Regions from separate parts of the Homo sapiens genome. Here region 2 is linked to region 1. Evidence: chromatin loops called from intact Hi-C (ENCODE). Cell type or tissue: PC-9. All regions are shown on one strand.

Evidence for each region. Peaks named below come from ENCODE experiments on the same cell type or tissue, not always from the same donor. Only the 100,000 strongest peaks of a DNase experiment are listed, where the experiment ranks them.
Region 2: a loop joins it to region 1, with 2.8 times the contacts of the local background. A loop is called at or near these places in 1 of 110 quality-filtered maps.

The regions. Positions count from the first base shown.
Region 1 is chr2:172,223,476-172,228,475 of GRCh38, forward strand. No RefSeq gene overlaps it. Among named protein-coding and RNA genes, the nearest start is that of DLX2-DT, 120 kb to the left of the region's middle. In PC-9, CTCF peaks have their summits at 3,061 (motif pointing left) and 3,266; DNase peaks (open chromatin) are centred at 2,986 and 4,506.
Region 2 is chr2:172,119,489-172,124,488 of GRCh38, forward strand. No RefSeq gene overlaps it. Among named protein-coding and RNA genes, the nearest start is that of DLX2-DT, 19 kb to the left of the region's middle. In PC-9, no CTCF peak of the experiment used is centred here; a DNase peak (open chromatin) is centred at 2,293; H3K27ac peaks cover 3,166 bases.

The DNA.
Region 1 (5,000 bases):
TCACTTGGGAAAAACTGATTTCATTAGGCAGAATTTCCCCAGGCTCTGTACTTTCTTCAGATAGCCTTGGTATGTTAGGAAATGTTTGCATTTACCAGAGACTAAATGGCTGTTTTTTCTCTAAAACTTGTAACATTTCCTTCAAAAGGTGAATGCAAGACAACCAGCCCCTCCCTGCAATTTGCTGAGCTAGTGTACTGGTAATATGGGCCAAAGACTGTGATCTCTTCCTAGAAACACCTGGCTGGTTACAGACACACAGGAAGAAAAATTGGGTAAACACAACCAGCTTTCCGTCAAGTTCTGGTGGGGGCTACCCTCACCACTTCGACTGAGAAGACACAGTTTCCTCCCAGAAAGTTCTTGGGGGTAGAGGAGTGAGTATCCTGGACCTTGGAACCATTGGCTACCTCGTGCCTCTCTTACCTGCGCCCTTAAGAAACGTTTCTGTTCCATTTCTGGTTCCTTTTGGAGGAATGCCATGGTTTTAATGCTAATGACTCAGCAAACATTAGTTCTTTTCCTTAGTTATGGATGCTTTTGCTCCTTTTAATTTCTAATCTTATTTCCCAAAGATTTTCCCCACCTCAGCCCACCACCACAGCAGGAATAACTTTATTTAGAAAAAATATTGGGGCCGGGCACGGTGGCTCACGCCTGTAATCCCAGCACGTTGGAAGGCCGAGGTGGGCGGATCATGAGGTCAGCAGTTCGAGACCAGCCTGGCCAACATAGTGAAACCTCGTCTCTACTAAAAATACAAAAAAATTAGCCGGGCATGGTGGTAGGTGCCTGTAGTCCCAGCTACTTGGGAGGCTGTGGCAGGAGAATTGCTTGAAGTCGGGAGGCGGAGATTGCAGTGAGCTGAGACCGCACCATTGCAGTCTAGCCTGGGTGACAGAGAAAGACTCAGTCTCAAAAAAAAAAAAAAAAAAAAAAGAAAAACTATTGGGTATTTTCTAAATGAGTAAGATCTACTTTACATCTTCAAACCTTCACTGTCAGCGGACCTTGTCTTCCAGTTACCAAGAGTGAGGCCACCTAACCTGATGGCCTTCTTTCTACCCACCTGAAAATCTCTGTTTTTACCCATTTCCTCTCCCCTCCTCATATCTGAGGAGTAGAAGTGTCCGTCTTCTTTACATAGTTAATATTTTCCTCTGTATCTTCTGTCACCTCCCACCACGCCTCTTTTGGACCTTGCAGAGTCCCTTTTCTCTGTATCTTTAGTCTGGTGTTTTCATTCTTTCCTTCTCCACTGAGTCCTCATCTTACACACAAGTTCCAGCTTCCAACTTTTATATTTTTTAATATTTTTTTCGAGGCAAGGTCTGTCTTTGTCACCCAGGCTGGAGGGCAGTGGCATGATCACAGGTCACTGTAGCTTTGACCTCCCAGGCTCAAGTGATTCTCCCACCTCAGCCTCCGGAGTAGCTAGGACCACAGGCCTGTGCCACCATGCCTGGGTAATTTATTTTTACTTTCTGTAGAGACAGGGTCTCCTTGTGTTGCCCAGGCTGGTCTCAAACTTCTGGGCTCAAGTGATCCTCCTGCCTCAGCCTCCCAAAGTGCTGAGATTACAGGTGTGAGCCACTGCATCTGGCCAGCTTTCACATTTTAAGGAAGTCACCTGCTCCACTGTTGCTGCCCTTTCAAGCTACTCCCCTTCCCTTCATTGCTAGTCTTCTCCCTGTGTTATCTGGAACATCCCATCCTTCCAGACCCTGCTCAATTGCTCAAAAGCCTCCAGGTGGGAAGGACCTTGTGCTGCTGCTCTCTGCTCCCTCTTTACCAAAATCTCTCTTCCTCCATAGGAAAAACTCATCCTCAAGACAGCCTCCCCATCCCCCAGTCCTTATGACAGTGTGCTAAATCCGAGAGGAAAAACCCAAGGTCAAGTTTTCCCTTAGTAGAGCCACCAATGGGAACAGTAATCTGTCTGATCCCTGCATTGGTTGACCTGTTCAATTTAGGCATCTTCCAAGGACAGATGCTAGTTGGAGATGAGGTTGGTGAATAATTAAATCTGAAATTACATTAAGAAAAGAAACAGTTCCTCCTTTAGCAAGGAATCTAGTCCAGTTTCAGGGAGTTACTGGGCTTCCTGTATCATGTGGCTTCGCATTTGGTTCCTATCCATTTAATTTCTATCTTGGGTCTGGTTGTGGGTAGGGGAAGGATCTCCCAGTATAAAAGAGGAGCTACACCAGTCTTTAGTGGATCTTTTGTTACTCAAAGAAGGGCTCTGGGCATTCTATTAAATATTAAGATTCTTTCTGTTTCATTTAATTGCTGTTTCTCAGCATCCTGTGACCCTATAATTTGTCCAGGATGGTTCTTCCTTGACCACTATAGGATGTCAGGTATCCTTGTTTTCCTCATGTCTCAATGGCCCCTTAGGGGCCGCTGACAACAATGGTTGAGAAGACACTATTTTCCCATAAATGTTTACATGCTGTGGCAGGCAGAATTCTCAGATGACCCCCAATGACCCACCCCAGTATGCAGTCTGCTCTTCCTGAGTGTGGGAAGCACCTGTGAGTATGATGATATTATGATTGTATTCTATGCGATGGTAAAAGGGAGAGTATCCTGGTGGACTTGACCTAATCTGATGAGCCCTCTAAAAGCAGAGAGTTTTCTCTGGCTCGCTCCAAAAAACAAAGTCAGAGATTTGAAACAAAAGAAGAATTTGGCATGGAATTGCTTATTTGAAGGTAGAGGCCACATGGCAATGGATGTGGGTAGCTCTCTGGGAGCTGAGAGCTGGACCCCAGTCTTACAAGAAAATAAATTCTGCCAATAACCAGTGAGCTTAGGCAAGGACTCTGAGCCCCAGATAAGAGGTGAACAGACGACCTTGTTCTGTGCCTGGACTTCTGGCCTACAGAACTGTGAGATAATAAGTTTGTGGTAACTTGTTGCACAGCAACAGAAAACCAACACCCATGTGTTTGTCTTTTAAAAGTATACAGATTTCTTCAATACATTGTAATGTTCTCAATTGTCAGATTGGCCCTTGCTTCATCATGGTGTCTGTCACCGTGCCCCGGGTGACGTCTAGTGGCAGAACTCAGCTAATGCTTGTCTAGTGAATGAATGACATTTTAAGGTTCACCTGGGTGGAGAAGGCGGGGGCGGGGGGGAGTAATAAACATTCTTTAAAGTTATCCCAATTCAGCTGAACAACGTTTGTTTAGTATCTACTTCATTCAAGGCACTAATTTAATGTGTTTTATCCTGATTTCTTTCAGTGGCTGCAGGTTTTTCATTAAAGTTGATTTTTCCTGGACTTTCCTGAAAGGTTTCTTTCTTTGGCAAGGATTTAACAAGAGCCATATCAGCATATAATTTTATTTGTGTTGTCTTATCAACACCCTGCAGCATGTGTACACTCTACCAGACTGTATGAAATGGCAAAGTAATAGCTTTTTTTTTTTTTTTCTGGAGACAGTCTCTGTCTGTTGCCCAGGCTGGAGTGCAATGGCGTGATCTTGGCCCACTGCAACCTCCACCTCCTGGGATCAAGTGATTCTCCTGCCTCAGCCTTTCTAGTGGCTGGGATTACAGGGGTCTGCCACCACGCCTGGCTAATTTTTGTATTTTTAGTAGAGATGGGGTTTTGCCATGTTGGCCAGGCTGGTCTTGAATTCCTGACCTCAGGTGATCTGCCTGCCTTGGCATCCCAAAGTGCTGGGATTACAGGCTTGAGCCACTGCGCTTGGCCCAATAACTTTATCATTGTTTTTTCTAATTCCCACTATAGACTCAGGGCCCTGCGGCAGGACAGAAAGCCAATGGTATCTGAGGCGATGGCTGACCATGAATTTGGCCACACCAGTGCTCCTCATCCTTGGACATGGTATGGAGTGATTTACGGTTTGATCCTGGAGTTAGAGTGCTTCAATTCCAGTTGCTGCTCTACTCCATACTAGGACATGCCTTTGCTTCCCTACTTGAGCAACGGAATAATAGTATTACCTCAGGGGATGGCTGAGGAGTAAGCGAGGTCATGCAATGTAGAGAGTTTAGCATAGTGTCTGGCGTAAGGTAGTTCTCAAATATTAGCTATTATTGCTCTTATAAAATGTGAAAAGTTGATTCTTGTAAATTCCAAGAACTGAGCTTTCGCTTCTATAGTTGGTACTGCAAAAGCAATAGGTGTTTTGTTTTCCAAATATAAAATGGCATATTAATTACACTTTTTCAAATGAAACATCCTTTTGGATATTCTCATACCAGCTCCTCTTAGGAGAGGCAGGCTCGCTTGCTTGAGAATCACTGGTCCTGGGCCCAGATAAGAGTAACTGTAACTGCCTCCAGAGTCATCCAAATTTCCAGGACCTTCCCCCAACCCTGGAGCTCAAACTAACGAAACCAGTCTGTTAGGAAACTAGAGGGGGCTGTCTTTTACAGATGTGGGTAGCCTCGGGAATTTTGGCTTGTCCAGAGGAAACCAGGTTCAGGCTGTTGGCCCTAAGTTCTTGCAAAATCAAGTGTTGCCTTTTGTGGGTATGTGGTGTGGATGTTCTTAGAGATAAGAGCCAGGTAGGAGAGGCCATGCAGAAATCCGGTTTCAGAACTCCATAAAAACTAGGGGAGGCTGCTCTTCTCAGGAGAGTGAAACAGTCTTCCCACAGAAGATGAGCTGGAGGCTGAGTGTCATGGCTTACACCTGTAATCCCAACACTTTGGGAAGCTGAGATGGGAGGATTGCTTGAGGATGGGACTTTGAGACCAGCCTGGGCAACAACAAAGGGGGACCCCCATCTCTACAAAAACTAAACAATTAGCTGGGTGTGATGGTATGCACCTGTAGTCCCGGCTAGTCGGGAGGCCGAGGCGGGAAGACTGCTTGAGACTAGGAGGTCAAGACTGCAGTGATCCATGATCTTGCCACTGCGCTCCAGCCTGGGTGACAGAGTGAGACCTTGTCTCAGAAAAAAAGAAGGCAAGCTGGGAACATTGTGAGGTTTGTTTCTCTGTAGAGCATGGAGGAA
Region 2 (5,000 bases), 100 kb before region 1:
GTTTGGATATAACTACAGTCGTGTGCCACATAATGTTTTGGTCAACAATGGGCAACATACACAATTAATCTTGCGTTGTGTTCATTACAGCCCTTAGCATTCAAAAATTATGGCTAATGTTGTTAGTAAGAGCCACATTGAGTGATTGACCCAGAAAAAAAGATTAAAAGTGATTGGGCCGGGCGCAGTGGCTCACACCTGTAATCCCAAAACTTTGGGAGGCCGAGGTGGGCAGATCACAAGGTCAGGAGATCGAGACCATCCTGGCTAACACAGTGAAACCCTGTTTCTACTAAAAATACAAAAACGAAATTAGCCGGGCGTGGTGGTGGGCGCCTGTAGTCCCAGCTACTTGGGAGGCGGAGGCAAGAGAATGGCATGAACCCGGGAGCCGGGAGGCGAAGCTTGCAGTGAGCTGAGATCGCACCACTGCACTCCAGCCTGGGTGACAGAGCAAAACTCCATCTCAAAAAAAAAATATTAAAAGTGATTAAGAACTACAAAAGTAAAAAGTCAGTGATAATGTTTGTTTATCAGGCAGGCATGTCCCATTCCACCATAGCTATGATTTTGAAGAATAACTAAGTGATGGAAGCTGTTAAAGTATTTGCTTCCTTAAAGGCAATGGGATTAACACAAATTTGAGAAGGGTCTCTATCAGATATGGAGATACTTCTAATGACCTGGATTGAAGCCCCAAACAGAAGCACATCCCTCTCAGCACCATGACCAACACAGCCAAAGCAAAAAGTTTGTTTGCAATGATAAAAGAAAAGGCTGGACCTGACTACGATGTTGAATTTACTGTTTGCTCTGGGTGGTTTAAACAATTCCAGAATTGTTATCCATTACATAATGTGAAAGTGAGTGGCGAGTCTGTGAGTGCTGATGTGAAGGCAGCTGAAGAATTTTTGGAGACTTTAGAAAAGTTGACTGTGGAGGAAAATACTTGCCAGGGCAAACTTTCATTATAGATAGAACTCTTTTGGAAATGGATGCCTAAAAGGACTTTCATCCACAAGGAAGAAGGTCAAGGTAATGCCAGGTTTCAAGGCTTTTGAGCTCAGGATAACAGTCTTGCATGGAGACAATGTTGCAGGCTACAAATTGAAACCCTTTATGATCTGGCACAGTGAGAGCCCCAGGACCTTCAAGAATATAAATAAGCTCACACAGGCCAGTGTACTGCATTACTTAATAGTCATGAATCCTCTTCCAGGATTCTCTCTGGAATTACTATGCCAGCAGAATGGAGAAGTACTGTTTGGAGGATAATGAACTTTCCAAGATTCTGCTTATGGTTTTTTATTTTTATTTTTTTGAGACAAGGTCTTGTTCCGTCACCCATGCTGGAGTGCAGCAGTGTGATCTTGGCTCACTGCAACCTCCACCTCCTGGGCTCAAGCAGTTTTCCCACCCCAGCCTCCTGGGTAGCTGGAATAACAGGTGCAAGCCACCACACCCGACTAATTTTTGTGTGTGTGTGGTTTTTTTTTTTTTTTTTTTTTTTTGGTAGAGACAGAGTCTCACCATGTTGGCTGGGCTGGTCTTGAACTCCTGGGCTCAAGTGATCTGCCTGTCTCAGCCTCCCAAAGTGCTAGGATTACAGGTGTGAGCTATCGCTTATTGCTGTTAATGCTCCTGCACATTCTCCTTTTATTGGCGCTCTTCATCCCAACATCAAGGTGTTTCTCCCTCCAAATACCACCTCTTTGATCCAATGGATCAAGGAGTTACAGCAGGTGTTTTTTTTGTTTTTTTTTTTTTTTTTGAGACGGAGTCTCACTCTGTCGCCCAGGCTGGAGTGCAGTGGCGCAATCTTGACTCACTGCAACCTCCGCCCCCTCGGTTCAAGCGATTCTCCTGCCTCAGCCTGTTGAGTAGCTGGGATTACAGGTGTGTGCCACCACGCCCAGCTAATTTTTGTATTTTTAGTAGAGACAGGGTTTCACCATATTGGCCAGGCTGGTCTTGTACTCCTGACCTCGTGATCTGCCCACCTTGGCCTCCCAAAGTGCTGGGATTACAGTGGTGAGCCACTGTGCCTGGCCAGTTACAGCAGCCTTTAAAACTCACTACCTGAGGAGGACCTTCTTTCAGGCTATTTCTGCAACTGAAGAAGACACTGAGAAAACACTGATGCAAATCTGGGAGGATTACAACATCTATGACTGCATTAAGAAGAATCTTGCTTGGGCTTGGGGTGATGTCACCAAGGAGTGTATGGATGGCATCTGGAAGAAGAGACTCAAGAGGTTTGTCCATGACTTTAAAGTATTTGCCAAGGATGGGGAGGCTGCAAAATCAGCAAAGCTGTGGTTAAGATGGCAAACAACTTTAACCTGGGCGTGAATGAGGATGACAACATTGAGGAGCTCCTAGAGGTGGTTCCTGAGGAATTGACTAATGAAGAGTTGTTTGAAATGGAATAAGAATGTGTAGCTGAAGAAGAGGCAAGAGAAAAGGAAACTGTAAGAGATATAAAACAAGAACCACCAAGAAAATTCACAGTGAAGGGTTTATCAGAAGCTTTTGCAGACCTCAAAAAGCTCCTTAAAAAGTTTGAAAACAGGCTGGGTGCGGTGGTTCACGCCTATAATCCCAGCACTTTGGGAGGCTGAGGCGGGTGGATCACTTGAGGTCAGGAGTTTGAGACCAGCCTGGCCAACATGGTGAAACCCCATCTCTACTAAAAATACAAAAATTAGTTGGAAGTGGTGGCAGGTGCCTGTAATCTCAGCTACTCAGGAGGCTGAGGCAGGAGAATCCCTTGAGCCCAGGAGGAGGAGGTTGCAGTGAGCCCAGATCACACCACTGCACTCCAGCCTGGGGGACAAGAGTGAGACTCCATCTCAAAAAAAAAAAAAAAAAAAAGTTTGAAAACATAGACCCTAACAGGGAAAGGTTTTCATTAAGAGAGAGGAATGTCCATGGCGCATTACCTGGTTACAAGCAAATCTACAATTAAAAAATAAAAAAAGAAAGAAATCAAGCAAACCACCTTGAACATATTTCTAAAAAGAGTGACACCACCCCATTAAGAGCCTCAGGCAGGTCCTTCAGGAAGCATTTCAGAAGAAGGCATTGTTATCATAGGAAATGACAGATCAGTGCATGTAATTGATCCTGAAGACCTTCCAGTGGGACAAGATGTAGAGGTGGAAGACAGTGATATTAATGATCCTGACCCTCTATAGGGCTAGACTGATATGTGTGTTTTTATCTTAGTTTGTAACAAAAGTTTTAAAAGTAAAAAAAATAGTAAAAAATTTTAAAAATAGAAAAAAGCAGGCCGGGTGCCATGGCTCATGCCTGTAATCCCAGCAATTTGGGTGGCCGAGGTGGGCAGATGACTTGAAGTCAGGAGTTCAAGACCAGCCTTGCCAACATGGTGAAACCCTGTCTCTACTAGAAATACAAGAATTAGCACTGGAAATCGCTTGAACCCAGGAGCGAAAGGCTACAGTGAGCCGAGATCATGCCATTGTACTCCACTCCAGCCTGGGTTGAGAGCGAGACTCCATCTCAAAAAAAAAAAAAAAAAAAACACCTTATAGAATAAGGATATAAAGAAAATATTTTTGTACAGCTATACAATGTATGTTTTAAGATAAGTATTATCACAAAAGAGTCAAAAAGTTAAAGAAAACTTTAAAAGTTTATAAAGTAAAAAAGTAGTAGTAGGGTGGGTGCAGTGGCTCATGCCTGTAATCCCAGCACTTTGGGAGGCCAAGGCGGGTAGATCACTTGAGGCCAGGAGCTCGAGACCAGTCTGGCCAACATGGCAAAACCCTATCTCTACTAAAAATACAAAAATTAGCAGGATATGGTGGCAGGTGCCTGTAGTCTCACCTACTCAGGGGGCTGAGGAATTAGAATTGCTTGAACCTGGGAGGTGGAGGTTGCAGTAAGCTGAGATTGTACCACTGCACTCCAGCCTGGGTGACAGAGTGAGACTCTGTCTCAAAAAAAAAAAAAAAAAAAAAAGAAAGAAAAACGCAACAGTAAGCGAAGGTTAATTTATTATTGAAGAAAAAATTTTAAATATATTTAGTGTAGCCGAAGTGTCTACCATAGTGTACAGTAATGTCCTAGGCCTTCACATTCACTGACTGACACCCTGAGCAACTTTCAAGTCCTGCAAGCTTCATTCATGGTAAGTGGTCTATACAGGTATACCATTTTAAATTTTATATGCCATATTTTTACCATGTCTTTTCTTTTTTTCATTATACTTTAAGTTCTAGGGTACATGGGCACAATGTGCAGGTTTGATACATAGGTATATATGTGCCATGTTGGTTTGCTGCACCCATTAACTCATCACTTATCTTAGGTATTTCTCCTAATGCTATCCCTCCCCCGGCCCCCCTCCCCAGCAGGCCCCGGTGTGTGATGTTCCCCACCTTGTGTCCAAGTGATCTCATTGTTCAATTCCCACCTATGAGTGAGAACATGTGGTGTTTGGTTTTCTGTCCTTGTGATAATTTGCTGAGGATGATGGTTTCCAGCTTCATCCATGTCCTTGCAAAGGACATGAACTCATCTTTTTTATGACTGCATAGTATTCCGTGGTGTATATGTGCCACATTTGCTTAATCCAGTCTATCACTGATGGACATTTGGGTTGGTTCCAAGTCTGCTATTGTGAATAGTGCCACAATAAACATACGTGTTCATATGTCTTTATAGTAGCATGATTTATAATCCTGCGGGTATATACCCAGTAATGGGATTGCTGGGTAATCTAGTTCTAGATCCTTGAGGAATCGCCACACTGTCTTCCACAATGGTTGAACTAATTTACACTCCCACCAACAGTGTAAAAGCATTCCTATTTCTTCACATCCTCTCCAGCATCTGTTGTTTCTTGACTTTTTAATGATTGCCATTCTAACTGGCATGAGATGCTATCTCATTGTGGTTTTGATTTGCATTTCTCTGATGATCAGGGATGATGAGCATTTTTTCATGTGTCTGTTGGCTGCATAGATGTCTAC